Regions from separate parts of the Mus musculus genome. Here region 1 is linked to region 2. The links are chromatin loops, found by intact Hi-C in ENCODE. Cell type or tissue: heart. All regions are shown on one strand. Links, peaks and the distances in the headings refer to the core of each region. The heading gives the core; the rest is flanking DNA. Region 1 overlaps Colq (collagen-like tail subunit (single strand of homotrimer) of asymmetric acetylcholinesterase). Region 2 has its middle 24 kb from the start of Eaf1.

Region 1 (2,909 bases), core at 136-2,635, 50 kb before region 2:
TTTTAGGCAAGCACTTTAACATGGAGCGACATCCCCAGCCTCTGCCTGGCTCTTAGAAGGACACTTGCGATTACATTTAGGAACCCAGATAAGCCAGGATTGTTTCCTCATTTTAAGTGTCTTAGTTACCCACAATGCCCCATTCACACAGAAGATAGCATTTACAACCACCAAAGCTCAGCTCTAGATACCAATAGGAGCCGTTTGGTGGACCACACTTACCTCATGCTTTGTTTAGATGCTATGGGATTTGAAGCAGACAGGAGTGTGGCTACCAGCAGTTCATCAGATCTCAAAAAACCCCAAAGAGACCACCAGGAACCACAACTCTGATGCAAGTACATGAGAGTCTTTATTCAGGCTGTTGAGCCTGGGCCACAAACCTTTCTGATGATGGAGCAAGATAGGAGGGCAGCCCCCAGGTCTAGGGGAAAGGGGTTTACACAGGAAAAAAACACAGGTGGGGGTTTCCAAGCCTCGGTGTTACATGAGAGGGTAAAGGAGCACTGGCCTTTAAGCTAACTGGTTTACAGCACCTGGTTAAATGGCAGGGAGGGAGCACACATCAAAAGGGAGCACCTGGACCTGGGAACGACTTAGGTTTTCTTAGCCCACTCTGGTGTTATCAGCCAGCTGCAGATGCTTGTCTATTTTGCAACTGCCAGGGACATTTCATGCTTTTTCTCAGACCTCAAGGGTGGGGCCCATGCCTCTCTCAGGGCAAGTTAACTTAGAATGGAGTCTTAAAAGCAAAATGGAGTTTATTCTGCTACCTCAGTCTCTTCACCGTGAAGAAAATGAAACTTGATGTCCCTGTGAGGTGTTTTCCTGAACTAGTCACCACATGGGTCACTGGGTTTCAATACTACTGGGCATCCCAGGAAGACAGGGATCTGGGATAGTTACAAGCCAAGTCTTGGGGACCAAGCTTTCTCTTCTCCTGTGACATCAGGAGTAACACTTCCAACACTCTGCTCCCTGGGGTTTCGGTTTTTATAGTGGTGTGACTATAGGCTAATTGCTCTCATGGGGCTAAAAGGATCTAAGCCACAAACACTTGGTCAGGATTGAGGAGGATTGTTGTGAACATTTCAGTGCCGGTCACTACCATTTGTTGCACCCAACCAAAAACTGAAATAACTTTTTGCTTAAAACACTTAGTGAATTAAAGCAAGAAGTTCATATTTCTACCACTTTTTGTTTGCAAACTAGGCCTTAAGGAAAGCTGGTGCTGGGCAGCTAATCAGGCAAGAAGGCTCTCCTTCCCTAGTGACGGGCTTCCCCTGATGTCTTAAAAATATACCCTGGCACTTGTCCATGTGTGAGCCCCAGGCATTTCCCGATTCACATCCATGCTCATCTCCCCATGGCAACCAATGAAAACATGGGGGGAGCTGCTTGTTTGAGAGCTGGGAACAGCTGAAGGAAGCTGGTGGCTGGTGTGGTCTTTCAGTCAACTGCTGGGATAAGGACTGAAAAGAGGAAAGAGCATGAATGAACCGCGCAAGCCCCTCCCTTTCCGGCCTCCCCCTTCTGCCTCCCCGTTTGGACTTCCCTGCACCCTCCTCTGCTCATCCCTCAGCTGTCTTCTTTTGAAGAGTTTGGGAACCCCCCCCCCCATCAGCTGTCTTCTTGCTTCAGGGACTTCCCTCTGGGACTCGTGCTCCTGGGAGGCCTGCCCAACTTCAGGCAGAGGGTAAAACTCAGAGATAGGTGACCACAGCCATCCTACTTACAGAAACCTGCGTACTCAACTGGAGCACCCCTGTTGGGTCTACCCTAGTTCAGACCAGCGGTGAACGTGTGCCTTATGTGAAGAGCCTGCAGGGTTTCACTGTCGGGAGAGGTCAAAGCTGGTTGGTGTACCACTTTGTGTCCATACAGGGCCAATCTTCCACCAGCATCTTTATTAGGGTAGATCTCATGGCGGTCCCTAGAAGCTTCCAGATGCCCCATGATCAGACAGAAACCAAAGTCTCAACATGGAGAGCTAATGTTTGGAGGGGTAAAGACTCCGGGATCTGGAAGGCAGCAGGGCCTTGTGAGAACCATATTGGGTTGGCTGACATACTCCCTCACTAGTGGGATTTCTGTGGGAAGCAGCAGTAAACTGCCTGAGTTGGCTCAAGGAGAGAGTCAGGCCCAGTGGATGAAGTAATGGACAGTTCTCAGAGGAGGCAAGAATGGCCAATGAATATATGGAAAAATGTTCCACATCCTTAGCCATCAGGGACAAGCTAATCAAAGCTGCGCTGATTCTTTCATCCTAGTCAGAATGGCTGTCCTGGGATAACAAGCTGGGCATGGTGACCTGCCCCTGTGATCCAGCACCAGGGAGGCTGAGGCAGGAGGACTGCAATGAATTGGAGGCCAACCTGGGCTACAGACTGAGACCTTACCTCAAAGAACTGAAAAGGAAAAGGAAGCAAATGCTGCCACGGGTCGGGCGGGGGGGGGGGGGGGTGGAATCCTACATACAGGTGGCAGCAAAGCAAAACTCATGAAGCTTTGGACAGTGTGGAGAGCTTCAGCAAACAGGAGAGAGCCACTGTGCGGCCCGGCTGCACCACTCCTGAGCCCACCCAGAAGGACTCCGTGTCAGCGCTCTTCAGAGATGCCAGCACACCCGTGTTTATTATAGCCCTAGTCACAGAGGCCAAGATATGGAAGCTGGCTAGATGTCCATCTACAGATGCAAGGATAAGGAAAAGGTGGCGGGTAAACACAGTGGGGTGTTTCCTCAGCTGCAAAGAACAAAATTACACCATTTTCAGGAAACCGCAACTGGAGATCATCGTGTGAAGCAAAATAAACTAGATTTAGACAAATATCATGTTTCTCTCATAAAAGGACTCTAGACACTATTTATAAATGCAGAGATATATCTATTTATAATTATGTGTATAATT
Region 2 (2,909 bases), core at 138-2,637:
TAGATAAAAGGGAGAGCATAGCCAGAGGCAGACACATCTGGGACAATCCAGAGTGAATGTGGCCAAACTGAGCTGGGCCAGATTGGGGGGAGGGGGAAGGATAGGGAAGCCACCCACCAATAGCCCTGGCCTTGGCCAGGAGACTGGCCGAAGGGGTAAAGGGTAGACCAAAGACCAGGCAACCAAAATGACTGCATTACCTAGGAAAGGGTTGCTGGGGGAAGTTTAGGGTAAGGGGTAGGGTATGCTAAGTATACCTGGGGATGCTGGGAGAACCTATCAGCCAGGTATGCTTTGATATGTTAAATAGTCAACACAGCAGCTTGTCCTAGGCTTGAGACCTAACACCCACTCCACTGAGCTACGGAGGGAGTGAGTCCACTTTGCCTTTATCTTAGCGGCTCCCATCTGAGGGTCCACTCAAGGGAAATAGCAATGGTTCTGTCCCACCTCTCCTAACTTTTGTGGAGTCATTTATGACACTTTGTCTTGCAAGGCCCTGATGTCTCCAATTTCCCAAGGTGCAACTGGGAACAGTAGGTGAGGCAGGAGTGAGTGAAAAGTGGGGGTTGGGGCAGGGCTTTAAATATGCATCCATTACATCTCTGAAGTCTAGGCTTCCTCCTTTTGAATGGAAGAGGGCCTGCCTTGACCAATAGAATACTATGACTTCCTCAGGTAAGGTCATAGGTCATAAATAGGTCATAGATAGGTCATGGGTCAGAATATATCCAGAGGGAGCCACTTCTTCCCTCTGTGCAAAGATGGCTGTGCAAAGCCATGTCGGCCCAGTGCCTGATGGTCCCAGATATTCACCAATGCCTCCTAGCCTTTTCATCCAGGTGCCAGACAGGTGAATGACGCCACAAAAGAAGACCTGCCCAGCCAAATGTGATCCCAAACCTTAGTCAAAGAATTCCATGGTATAAAGTGGTTGTTTCATCTACTAAATTTTGGGTGGCTTGTTAAGGTAATTGGAATCTGGAATACCATTGGGATAAGGAAGATGTCATAGCTTCAATTATCAACTTGACACACCTGGAAAGAGGGAGCCTCAATTAAGGAATTGGCTCTATCAGATTGGCCTGTGGGCATGTCTGTGAGGGAATTTTCTTGATTGCTAACTAGCATGGGAGGACCCAGCCCACTGTAGGTAATGGTTCTCCTGAGCAGCTGGCCCTCACCCATGTGAGAAGTCAGCTGAGGCAACCAGAGGGAGGGAGAAGTGTTCCTCCGTGCTTACTGCTTCAAGCTCCTGCTGTGAGTTTCTCTCCTGGCTTCCCTGGGTGATGGACTTTAACCCATAAGCCAAACAATCCTTTTCCTGCATCAAGTTTCTTTTAGAAAAGAGGAGGGAAAGGAAGCAAACTACAGATCAGAGGGGTGTGTGTGTGTGGAAATGACCAACAGGAGCTGCTCACTTGCAGTTGGTGCCCTCTGCAGGAACCAGAAGTTAGTATCTTGGAAACTTTGCTCCTACTGGGATTTCCTATCTGAGAGTCCGATACACAACGGCAAATCCCCACAGGCTTTGGAGACCTATTATCCTCTATTTTCAACCATAGTGGAGAAATGGGGTCTGTAGCCATGGCAGACGGATCCTTTTAACAGTCCTCTCCATGTCTGCACTCTTTCCAAGAGTAGACTGTAAAAGCCAGCGTTAACCTGCAAGCCCCACTTGTCCAAGGACAGGTAACAGGAACGCTGGGGGATGTGGTGCTTTGGAAATAACAAGCCAGATGCTTTTGCTCGCCTAGATAAGTTTGTTTGCACTAGATGTGCTTGATTGGCTGTGAATGGTGAATGTAAAGAAGAAAGGAAAGGAAAGGACATGACTGCCCCTAGGTATGGTGGAAGAGAAAGTTCATTGAAGATATAAGGGAGAGCATAGCCACAAGCAGGCATATCTGGGAGAGTTCACTGTGGTCATAGCTCTGAGCTAGGAGAGGGGGAGGGGGAAGGAGAGGGGAGAGAGGGCAATCAGTACAACATCCAAGAGGCCGGAAGAGGGTGGGTAACCAGAATAATTGGATTATAAGGGAAGGGCAGCTGAGGGAAGGGAAGCCTCTGGCCTGGAGGAGTTTAAGGTAGGGGGCAGAGTATGCCAGTCATAATCTGTAACAGGTCAGGACTGAAAAATACTGGGAGCACCTGGCAGCCAGGTCCACTTTGATCTGTTAAATAGGCACACCTCAGCCATTTATCCTCGGGTTTGAGAGTTAAAAGGCGGGAAATATGTCAGGATATATGCCTGTCCCTGATTGGACCTAATGGGAAATGCACTGGCCCTATTGCCTTTTTAGACCTCTTCAAAATATGACTCCTCACCTTTTCCTGGGAACCCCAGAATGGACTTGGCCAGAGTCCATTAATTAAAGTTCGATTCAAAATTTTTCTCAAAATTGAGAAACTGTTTTTTCCTCTCACTATTTTCAGGTTTAACAATTGGAGGCCCCACGGAGATGGACCACCCAAATTTGGTTGAAACTGGGCTCTTCATTGTGGGTCTATGCTTTTATTCTGTAAACATCCCAGGTGAACAGCTGGACTTGAAAGGAAAACAGCAAGCATTTTTCTTTCCCCCACCCCCAGGAAGTTTCTAAATTTTGCTTCTGGGGGATCCTGCTCTGGAAACATAAGGGCTCTAATGAGGCCCTACAATCTTTTGTCCAGGGCAAAGGGAGACACACTTTGGTCCACTGGTTGTTTCAGGTTAACTGAGAGCTCATCCAGAGCCACAGGTGTTTTTCTCTTCTGACCTACCTTGGAGCCCTGAGGACACCCCGGTGAGGTGAGGATCTGAAGAACTTGGAAAGGCCAGGCACCTGGGCACCCATTAACAGGGTTTCACCGTCTAGGCAGCACAACAGAGTTAGGGAACCATAAGGACATCCCACAACACTGGGGGC

The links. Hi-C counts contacts between places; a loop is a spot of excess contacts. Peaks named below come from ENCODE experiments on the same cell type or tissue, not always from the same donor. Only the 100,000 strongest peaks of a DNase experiment are listed, where the experiment ranks them.
Region 1: a loop joins it to region 2, with 4 times the contacts of the local background. A loop is called at or near these places in 5 of 42 quality-filtered maps.

What each region holds. Positions count from the first base shown.
Region 1 is chr14:31,567,937-31,570,845 of GRCm38, reverse strand. All of the region lies in intron 1 of Colq (collagen-like tail subunit (single strand of homotrimer) of asymmetric acetylcholinesterase), which reads left to right. Among named protein-coding and RNA genes, the nearest start is that of Colq, 8.0 kb to the left of the region's middle. In heart, for the core only: no CTCF peak of the experiment used is centred there; a DNase peak (open chromatin) is centred at 1,385; H3K27ac peaks cover 1,188 bases.
Region 2 is chr14:31,517,780-31,520,688 of GRCm38, reverse strand. No RefSeq gene overlaps it. Among named protein-coding and RNA genes, the nearest start is that of Eaf1, 24 kb to the right of the region's middle. In heart, for the core only: a CTCF peak has its summit at 1,435 (motif pointing left); no DNase peak of the experiment used is centred there.